Linked DNA regions of Homo sapiens: region 2 is linked to region 1. Evidence: read pairs that join two places in POLR2A ChIA-PET (ENCODE). Cell type or tissue: MCF 10A. All regions are shown on one strand. Links, peaks and the distances in the headings refer to the core of each region. The heading gives the core; the rest is flanking DNA.

The links. Peaks named below come from ENCODE experiments on the same cell type or tissue, not always from the same donor. Only the 100,000 strongest peaks of a DNase experiment are listed, where the experiment ranks them.
Region 2: POLR2A ChIA-PET joins it to region 1 with 6 read pairs; 2 of 35 experiments call an interaction of 5 or more read pairs at or near these places.

Annotation. Positions count from the first base shown.
Region 1 is chr3:31,039,521-31,045,138 of GRCh38, reverse strand. No RefSeq gene overlaps it. Among named protein-coding and RNA genes, the nearest start is that of MIR466, 120 kb to the left of the region's middle. In MCF 10A, for the core only: no CTCF peak of the experiment used is centred there; DNase peaks (open chromatin) are centred at 1,508, 1,808 and 3,538.
Region 2 is chr3:30,961,774-30,967,391 of GRCh38, reverse strand. No RefSeq gene overlaps it. Among named protein-coding and RNA genes, the nearest start is that of GADL1, 70 kb to the right of the region's middle. In MCF 10A, for the core only: no CTCF peak of the experiment used is centred there; a DNase peak (open chromatin) is centred at 2,581.

The sequences.
Region 1 (5,618 bases), core at 417-5,416:
ATTTAGTTAACTGGTTTTGCTTGATATTTGTGAACATTTTAGCTCTTCATGAGTCCTGTACATTTTTCTTTATTCCAATGTTACAATCTCCAAAGTTATGAGAAACTTGTATTTCAGAGTACCTGTTAAAGTTCTATAGCTTATTATAAACTATCTTTGAAAAAAAAAAAAGGATTAAAACAAGACAACAATGGTCTGTGAATAACAAAATGTCCAGGGTAGTTACACTTAGAAACACAATTGACAGGTTTGTTATCTCTGTGGTTTACAATAACTTAACAACCTTCATTATGATTGATAGCATATGCTAGACATTAGAGTTTTAGAAATCCCATACAATTTTGGAACATATATTAGCATTATTTACCAAAGTATAACCTAAAGAAGATTGAACATCACTTTGGCAATCCCATGTACCTAAACACGTCAAATAATCATGTTTGCTTCTCTTTCTGGACACTTCAGGGGCCCTCTGAAATATTCAAAAAGCCAGGTGCCAGGGAAGACAATTTTGAAACTGAAGTTTGATTTTGGGAGGCTGCTATATATGTTCGGGGTTTAAAACACTTGATGTTATGAAATAGAATTCCAGGTTACCATAAGTTATTTATTTTGCCAAAATGACTCAGAAATTTTAAAGAAGCAAAAAGCTTTTATAACCCTTTAGAAATTTTGCCAAAGAACAGATTAGCCCCTTAGGAAAACCTTATTATTCTTTTATTTCAATGTTAAATTTACAGAAAAACCATATAATATCCTTTTAGGAATTTAGTCAATATGTTCACACAGAGAACCTCTTTTGCAAGATTAATTTCTAGAATTCTTCTACCACTTCTTTGAACCTTCAGCTTTTTCCTAATTTAAAACAATCCTTTAACCCTAGGCCAAAGTTAACATTTCCATACCTTCTTATAAACTTTTACAAAAAAGAAAAAACATTTTACTGTTCTTCCACATCTTCCATGTAAATCTATTTCAGGTAGTCTCAATTACATGTTATAATGGTAACTCCTAGCAATTCTTAACTTTTAAGGGGAAACCTGGTAAGTTGCTATAATTATATCTAGGTGCAGGCAAAGTTTGACTCCCAGCATAATTAAGGGTGTGGTTAGTTCCTTATGTCCTCCTCAGGCCTTACCAGTTGTGAAGCCAGCAAGTCAAATAGTTCTTAAAACTCAAAAAGCAGTTTATAATTTTAAAACACTTAGCAAATCTTGCATCTGACCTTCATTATTTAGCCCACCTATTTACATCTTAATGACACCTGCATTTTACCAATAATATTTAAGTCTGCTTTCATTTCTCAAAGATGAAACTCATGTGAACTGAAAGGTACCACAGCTTTTAACTTCCCTTAAAAAATGTTTGATCCAAGCGCTTATCTTTCTTTAGGCCAAATTAACTAGAGCTCTTTTTACAGACATCACACATAGTACACACACAGGCAGAAGAAAACCCAGTCACTGGGTGGGGCTAGAAGAGACAGGGCTAGAAGAACATGCAGATGCCAAACCAGAAAGAAACTTATTCCCTAAGGCAGGATTACTAAACAAAGCCATGCCCTCAGGATGTAAAACAAGGTGGAGACTCCATTTCACAACCAAAACTTTGCAGAAAACACAAAAAGTGATAATTCTGGAGCCTGCCCTAGTAAAAAATGTTTCTAAAAGAAAAAAAAAAACTTTAAAAGTTAACTTGCTGATAGGGTAGAGAAGGGGAAAGAAAAGAAACAGTTTAAAAATGCCTGGGGAAGAACCTCTTACTCTTACGCAAGTGGTTTCTCCACCATAGACACAAGTTTAATGGCTGTGAGTCAGAGCTGGCCTCCCCCTGGTGTGGGGAGGAGGAGACTCTGTGGATGTGTGGTAGAAAATGTCAGCCAGTAGCTGGTGGCACCTTGGGCTATGTGTCCCAGCCCCGTCAGGGAGGGGAGGGTGGAGGGTAGATGTTGCTCTCTGATCCATCCTGAAAAATGAAGGAAAAGTCCATGAAAAGGCACAAGAGTGATGAGGGGGTAGGGACATGTTTCCTCCACCCTCAGAAGTCCAAGGATGAAAATGCTTAGGAGCAACAGTGAGAGGTTTTGAGTCCCCATTTCACTCACCACTTCTCAGGCCCCATATTGGGTGCCACAAATGTTGCAGGACTTTAGTTTGGCTAAAGATGGGGTCCTTGTCCGTCCCATGGCCATAAAAATTTAGGCTCATAGATGGTTTGAAGGGTGGGTAAAGCAGGGTTTTATTGGGTGAAAAGGAAGAAAAGGAGGAAACAGGGACTCTCACAAGGCTAGAGTCCCTGCTAGAACACTGCCCGCCTGGTCATTTGAATCCCAGTTTCCACACAGGAAGAGGAGGGGCCACGCTCCTCCCTGCTGCAAACGGCATGAACTTCCTAAGGCTCTCTCCCAGTGTGCAGGCTGGCTGGAGTTTCTCTGGGGATCCCCTCCCTCCTGGCTGTCTCAATAGGAAAGTAAAGATGAGCAAAACAAACATGGAGTTAACAGTTTAGTAAGAGAGACAGACAATTAAACTACCGGAAGTACTTGTGTTATTGGGTTACTCTCTTGATGCCCATGTAAGACAGCCTAGATCAGCACCACCCCCCACCTTCCAAATGACCCGAAGACATCTAAGAAATGGATACTTATTGCTATATGCCATGGAGACTTTGTGATTGTTTCACAGCAATTGTTGACCAATAAAGCATCCTTGACAGTTGCAGAGTTGATTTTCACGAAGAGTGATCCAGGAAAATAAATGCTCTGGTTTCACTCTGTTTTCTCCATTCAATATCCTTACAGAGCTAGAGGGCAAAGACGACCATTGATGTAGATCATAGAGATTATCCCTCTGAGATAGAGAATAGGGAGGTGAAGGTAGAGGGTGGATCTAGGTGAAATGGAGACTATCTAGCTCAGAGACCTAAAGGCCAAGTAAAAGCTAACCAGTAAAGGGAGCAAGTACTAAGCTAATGATATAGCATGAGCAAAGGCCCTTGGGTGGGGGACAGCATGGTGCCTTAGAGAAACAGACCAATGTGACAACAAGATAGAGACTGAGATAGTCCATAATGAGAGTTGGAAGGTAGGCAAGGGCCTGTGCTTGGACAAGGATGCATAACTTATTTTGAACTGTCTCTTAAAACGGTTTTTTGCAAGGATAGGGAGTGACATAATTTTATTTATGTTTTTAAAAAGACAACTCTGGCTGCTGGGCTAATAACAGATGTGAAGGGAGGTGAGGGAATATGAGGAGGCCAGTTAGGGAGCTGTTATAATTTACTTCTTCAAATATTGAGTTGTTGCTGCTGAGCCAAGTGACTGCATTAGCCACCTGTAGCATTAAAGTATTACGAGTGCCAAGGGAGGGGCAGTTAGGCAAAGTCAGGACAGAAATAATAGGAATTGTTTCAAATGACAGGGCAGAAATGAGGCTGGCTCCTGTGGTCTGAATGCAGGAAACAGTCTTTTCCAGCTAGAGAGACCTGTGTCAGCAAATAGTTTAACAGAAAGTCACCAAGTGATTAAGGAGGAATGCTCTGCTTCAGAGGAATCCACCTGTCCACAGGCCTGAAAATGATGACTCAGGCCTTTGAACTTCTGCCACTCAGCTTTCTTCCCAGGCTTGTTTGAAGGATGCATTTCATTTGCCCTTTCTATTTGGCTCCCCAGGAATAAGCAGAGCAGAAGGAAGTTTCCAGGAGCCTCAGGTCAAAATATTCAGGGCACATTCCTTCATCTCACCTCCATTCCCAGCTGCTGCTATTGCTGCTGCTGCTGCTATTCTCTCATTGCTCCTTGATGGGCTGGCCATGGGAGAAATCTGCAGTTCCCTGAGGGATCTCCATATCGTCTGCTTAGCAATCATTCCTGAGCCTTCCAGTAATTGCCTGCCAATAGGGAGGAAGAGAAGAAACTGAGAAACCTGCATGGACCACAACTCTTCAATTCCTCATTTCCCTCTCCTGCCTCTTTTTGCACTTATCTCTCTCTGCCTTTCCTGTTTCCTTATTTTTTTCTTTGCTCTATTTGCCTCCAAAGTAATAACCCATTTCTCTTCAATTTCCTGAATGTGATAATCATTTCTGCCAGGCCCAAGGGACGATGAAGTTAATGAAATTTCTGTCAATAACAAGAGGACATTTATTAAATGGAAATTATGTTTAAAGATGAGAGTGAGCATCACTCAAGGCTAAGCGTTCAGAAGAATAAAGAAATTATTTTGAGGAATGTTTTGTTTGGGAAGATTTGTACTAAACATCAACATGTGCAGTACACAGAGCCTCCTTGCTTTAGGGAGCAGATGGAAGAGGTGGCAGAGTTTGGGGCTAAAGAGCTAGATTTTGGAGTCTGGTTGAATCCTGCCTGTGCTGTGGACTACGTGTGTGACCTCGGGAAGGTTACTTAATCTCCCTGCCTCTGTTTCATCTATGAAATGGGAATATCTATAAAAATTTTACTTATGAAGTTCTTGTCATGTGAAGTGAATAAATTCGTATCATATGCTCAAGACAATGTCTGGCATATAGTAAGCATGTTCTAAATGTTTGCTATTATTAGTCTAAATGAGGTCAGTAACAAAAATAATTAATTGCATTTTACAAAAAATTAATTAATGAGGTTCCTTTCAGAAAGAAAAATAAAACTGGAAAATTTGGTTGCTTTTTAGATCATACCTTCAAAAGAAAAATTAGAGTAAAGTAGAAATCATAAAGGAGAATGTAAATACTCTAATTGTTTCACATAATAGTTGAAAGGCTTGCAATAAAATAAAGATGATGTTGGTAATTTAGCATAGTAGGACATACAGCCCTCACCAAAATTACTCAACATATTTATCTTTTTGTTCACCTTCTGAAATGGTATATAGAATCATAAAATGAATTTTTTGTTGGCTACTGTAGCCTTGTTCCCATCACTGGGTAGAAATACTGCGCTTTCAGAATTGATTTAGTTGAGGAGTAGCTGAAATATAGCAAAGGTGATAGGAATCTTTAAGGACACAGTCTGGGCCTTGTTCATTTCTGTATCTCCTGGGCCTATGATAGAAGCTTGCTACATTATATTGCTATGTGGGTATCCAACACTCAATAGATAGATAGGTGAATAAATGACAATCAAAATATTAAGTGAACATGAACACTTGGGGGAGTATTCTTAGCAGAATACGCACACAGACATACACATGCACACAGATAACTAATAATTATTGAGCACATACTATGTACAATTGCTATGTTAAGAACCTTACTTCATTTTATGTTAAATACAACCAGTTAGGTGATATCTCACCCCCACTGTACAGAAGAGAAGACCAAGATTTACAGAGATTAAATGTTATTACACAATTCATATGTATTTGAGCCAAAATTCAAACCCAAACTATCTCTAGTGTTTGTGTGCTTTACAACGACATTATAAAGTAAAATGAAAGGAGGGTGATTTTTTAACTGAAGTATTGCTAAAGTCACCTAAAACACAAAAATTATTTCTTTGGCAAAAGATACAGTTGAATAGAGTATGTTTTCTGGCATAAAACTATTGTAGCAGCATGTTGGTTAGTAATTGCTACAAAACAAAGCACCTTGAAACTCAATGGCTTGAAAAAACAAAAGTGATT
Region 2 (5,618 bases), core at 177-5,176, 78 kb after region 1:
CTTGCTTTCACTTTTCTGTGAGATTTCTTCAACTGTATATTTTAGTCCACAATCCCCCTCTTTTGTGACTACTGTATTTTCTTTTTTATTTCAAGGAGCTCTGTGGTTTTTTATTGTTCTTTTCTTTTAAATAGAAATCTGTTCTTTATTCATGGGTAAATATCTTCTTTCTGAAAATATCATATTTTGGAGTTTTCTGCTTCTAGTACATCAATCTTATTTTTTTCAAGTTACTTTATTCAGCCTGTGTGTGTGTGTGTGTGTGCGCGCGCGTGCGCGTGTGTGTGTGTATGCAGGTTGTTTACCAAAAGTTCATTCTTTCCTTCATCTATAAAACAATATTATTCAGGAGAGATATTTATCCTGTTGAAAGTCTATATTTTCCAACCTCCCTTGTAGCTAGATATATTCATATGAGCATGTTCTGGCCAACGAAGTGTTTTGTAGGGCTTCTGGGGAACCTGCTTAAAGGGAGTTGACACAAATAAAGGCTAGCCCTTTTACCCTTCTGCCCTTTTTCCTTCCTTACTGCTTGGAATTGGACATGGTATCTGGAGCTCTAGTCATTCCTCTTATATTTAAGGCATTGTTATTTCTGGTCAATGATTACATGCAGCCAACCCAGTCTCAGTCTTTGATGTTAAAAACTTTTCACAAACATCAGGTGATCCTTGGAGATGTAATCATATTTTATAAAGTACTAAAAAGCTGATTATAATCTATGCATATATGGGTTGGTCAAACCATTGTGTTTCAATGAAGCTGAATCAGGCATGACATTTGCAATAGGGAAATCTGTGGGTCTTTCTCCAGGGTTAATCTATTTCTACAGGAAATATTTCCAATCACCTGCCTAGTACTTACAGACTTGTAGGCTAGCATGCTGTAAACGGGTAGAGAAGGATGGGGATATGCCTGTTAATTATGTAGCTATTTCCTTAGCTCTCTGTTTTCAATATGGTGCCTCGCCATACAGGAACTGGACCTACCCTCATTGAATTTATTTAGAGAAAAATATTCTGTCTCTGTCTCTGGTAGGAGGAGGCCATTTGGTAGCTGAGGGTTCAGGAGAGAGGATCTCCTGATATAAGCTTTTTACCAGTTCTTCTGCTGTCTGCCCTACCCTTCATCTGGCAGCTCTGCTTTCGGGGGTTTTTGGGCTCCACAATCTGAATATGCTTTCACATTACCGGCACGCTTTATTTTTTTGCCAAGTTACTTAACACTCATTTATCATTTTCCACCTTTCTCTAATATTGTCTTCCCCATTTTTTGTCTTCATGGGCTGACTTTTTAATCATTTATAAATCAACGGGCTATAGAGACACTTTTGAAGTTGTTTCATGTAAAGGATCATTTTCCTGAAACATTTTATCAGACTCTCATCAATATTGAGTATCACCTGCCACTTTTTAGCCCTCGATTTCATGGGATCTTTCTATAGCTTCCTTATACTTGTTATTTATTACTCAGAAAACCTTAGTGTTATCCTCAGATGTGAAAATTTTCCTGTGTTCTGCTTCTTTCTTGGATAATGTCAAATAAGACAGGGACTTGAGAACTTAATGGCTAACACTCTTCAATCCAGAAAAGATCCCATTTTCTCTGCTTAAGACGTATTCCCATTTTTAAGCCCTAGCATCTGTACTGAGATCCTTGTCTCCATGTGCTCCTTTTCCAGTTTTTCTGGTCTCTTCTTCTCTTCTAGCTCATCACCACTTCCTTGTGCTCACGTACAAGGATTCCCCAGGATGAAATGCAAACCCATTGCCTATTTTTACCACCTATCACTGAAGTAGGTAGGTTTTATGAGGCTTCTCTAAGCTTATCTACCTTGATAACTCCCTCAGCCACTGTGAATCTATAGTATATAGTGCCACATTAGATGTTTGAGTTCCAAAAGAAAGTTGTAGTATTGGGCTTAAACAAAGGAAAGAGAAAAAGAACCCACAAATAAATCCTACTTAGGCTTTTTCCTCATCTTTCTTTTGTTAGACTCAGCTAGCCCCTCTTAAGGTCTCTTGTATCTGAATTCTAGCCACCTCCCAACAGATCTTTGCTCCTTCTGTCTGTCATCTTATTTTCTTGTGGTCTATTCTATTTTAGTAGCACTATTCCCTAGCATACGTTTTATAGTATAAAAGCTATGTTCTTAGTCTTCCAGGGTGCTACTTCTTGGAAACCATAAATTCTTTCCTGTCTCAACAAACTTGACTCTTGCAGAGAGAAAGAATGGTTTTGCTACTGTATATATACATATGCATTCAGCACATCAACTGATCTTTTTTCTTGGCTGTGTGTTTTCTCATCTGTAAGGGCAATACATATAGAGAACCATCCTCATGAACAATGGGAGAAGGTAATGCGTAAAGGAAGCTTGAGAGGCTATATCAGTTAACTGTGATACAAATCCCAGCACCATACAGCAATAATCACTTATTTAATTCACAAATATAAGGGCTGGCTGTGAGTCAGCCAATCTAGGTTGTGGTTGGCTGTGAGTGGCTCTGCTCTAGGTGTTTCTGTTTCTTTTCTTGGAATCAGGTGGCTAATACATGTTCTCACAGCTGTGGCAGAAGACTAAGAGAGCAAGCCCAAACATGCAAGCATTTTTCAAGATGTTGCTTACAGCATGTCTGCTAAACTCCCATTGGCCAAAGCATGTCAGATGGCCAAGTGCAGAATCAAAGCACCTGAAGTACAATCTATCTACTGAAAAGATGGAGGAAGAAGTGATTATTTTAAATCTACTTGTGTACAGAAGAACAACTTTCTAAAATCTCAAAATATCCCATTCAGTAACTTGCCTTAGTTGAAACAGAAGGGAAAATACAGAGTTTGAATTTAAGTCTGAATACTTTCAGAACCTGTGCTGCCTCCATCATGCCATTGGATGGCAACTCATTTTCAAATTTTAGAAGCAAAATCATGTTTAAAAAAAAGACAGTTTAATAGACCTCAGAAAAAAACAGTCTTCTCTGAAATCCCTAAACTCATTACTAGTGGCTTAATTGCTAAGAAAATTAAACAGTGACAAGAAGAAAAAAAAAGTTTATCTTCTTCTATCTCTTACCACAATACAAAACAATCAGCAAAGATAACATTTCCTAAATTTTTGTTTAATTATCTAGAAGTTTGATGGGAAAGAATGTTTCATAATTTATAAGCCAATTCTTGTTTAGCCAGATTAGGTCTTTAATTCTTGCATACTATAGCAACTATAAAATACAATTACATGTTACATAGGAAACAAACCTATAAAACAAAACAAACCAATCAATATAGCCCATTCCCCGTAGAATTCTGTTTGGTATTTTAATGAGGCAAACTCCCAAACTAAGAATCAATATCTGTTATGATCCTTTTGAAAGGACTAGTGGTCACATCTTTTTCCACGAGTATCATCAATAGAAATCTTCCTCTGGCCTGTTTCTTTGAGGCCTAGACAGTGGCCCATGGCAATCATGCTAGGATGATCTCATTACAGTGAGACTACAAATAATTTAATAGAAGCACATCTATCTTGTCAAAATCTTATGCTTCGATAGAGAGAAAGGATGAAGTTGGTGGAAAGACACGTTCAGCTTTCTGACAAAATTGAGAACTTTCCAGATGTTGGTGTGAGTAATATGGGCTTTTGGGCTCCAATGTAATAGTTATACTGTAATAGTAAACTTGGAGAGTCAGGGTAGTTTACTAGGAAATCCCAACCAGGAAACTCTCTGGTTTCCTCCACAGAGGTGGAGAGAAAAGGGAAAGAAGAGAAGAAAAGAGAGGGAAAGATGAAAGAACAAAGGAAAAAAGGAAGGAAGGAAGAAAGGAAGGAAAGAAGGAAAGAGGAAGAAAGGAACAAAGGAATAAAGAAAGGAACAAAAGAAAGAAGGAAGGAGGGAAGGGAAGGAGGAAGGAAAGAAGGAAAAAGAAGGGAAAAAGAGAAGACAAGGCAAAGAGTGACTGAAATTTTACAATTTTTATTTGTTTCCTAGAGGGAGATCTGACTGAAGATTAAGAATCTGATGAGGGCAATTGAACTTATTTGGGTCTTGGAGCATAAAAACTAGCTTTTATTTAGAACTTGCTAAGTGCTTAGGCTCTAGAAGCCTCTGTGGCAATGGAAATATCTATATGTGTTTTGTCCAAAATGGATGTCACTAGTCCCACTTGGCTATCAAGCACTTGAAATGTGGCTAGTATAACTAAGGAAGTGAATTTTAATTTAACTACTTTTAGTGGAAACAGCAACATATGGCTAATGACTACACTTTTGTACAACACGGACCTATATTGAGACTTTATGTGTATTAACTTCTTTAATACAACAGCTATTATCATCTACATTTTGCAGATGGAGAGGTGAGGCACAGAGAGGTTAGCAACTTGCCTAAGCTCACACAGCTGGCAAGTATCAGAGTGATATAGTTTGCATGTATATCTTTGTACAAATTATATTGAAATGTAATCCCCAGTGTTGGAGTTGGGGCCTGGCAGGAGGTGATTGAATCATGGGGGCAGATATCTCTTGAATGGTTTACCACCATCTCCTTGGTACTGTCCTCACGATAGTAAGTTTGTGTGAGATATCATTTAAAAGTGTGTAGCACCTCGCCCCTAGCTCTATTGCTTTTGCCCTAGCCATGTGACATGCCTGCTCCCCCTTCACCTTCCATCATGATTGCGAGCTTCCAGGGGCCTTCGCAGAAGCTGAGCTGATGCCAGCATCATGTTTCCTGTACAGCCTGTGGAACTGTGAGCCAATTATACCTCTTTTCTTTGTAAATTACTCAGTCTCAGGTTTTGTTTTGTAGCAATGTGAGATGGACTAATACACAGAGTCAGAAATCCAGCCATAATCACAGCCATTATGCTGTATACTGGTCTTTAGTCCCAAAGGAAGCAGATTCTATAGGGAAAGACAAAATCTTGTTTTATGACGAAACATAAAAAGCCAAGAGATATGAAAAAGATTTTTGCAATTTGAATGAAAAAAAGCCATGGAAGTTGATGTGGTTTTGCTGTGTCCCCACCCAGATCTCATCTTGAATTCCCATGTGTTGTGGGAGGGATGCAGTGGTAGGTGGTTGAATCATGGGGGCAGGTCTATCCCATGCTGTTCACATGATGGTGAATAAGGCTTATGAGATCTGATGCTTTTAAAAAGGGGAGTTTCTCTGCACAGGCTCTCTTTTGGCCTGCTGTCATCCACGTAAGATGTAATTTGTTCCTCCTTGCCTTCTGCCATGATTGTGAGGCTTCCCCAGCCATGTGGAAATGTTAGTCTATTAAACCTCTTTCTTTTGTAAATTGCCCAGTCTCAGGTATGTCTTTATCAGCAGCATGAAAACTGACTAATACTATAAAATTGGTACTAGTACTGGGGCGCTGCTGAAAAGATACCCCAAAAATGTGAAAGTGACTTTGGAACTGGGTAACAGGCAGAGGTTGGAACAGTTTGGAGGGCTCAGAAGAAGACTGGAAAATGTAGGAAAGTTTGGAACTTCCTAGAGACTTGTTGAATGGCTCTGACCAAATTGCTGATAATGATATGGACAATGAAATCCAGGCTGATGTGGTCTCAGATGGAGATGAGGAACTTGTTGGGAATTGGAGCAAAGATGACT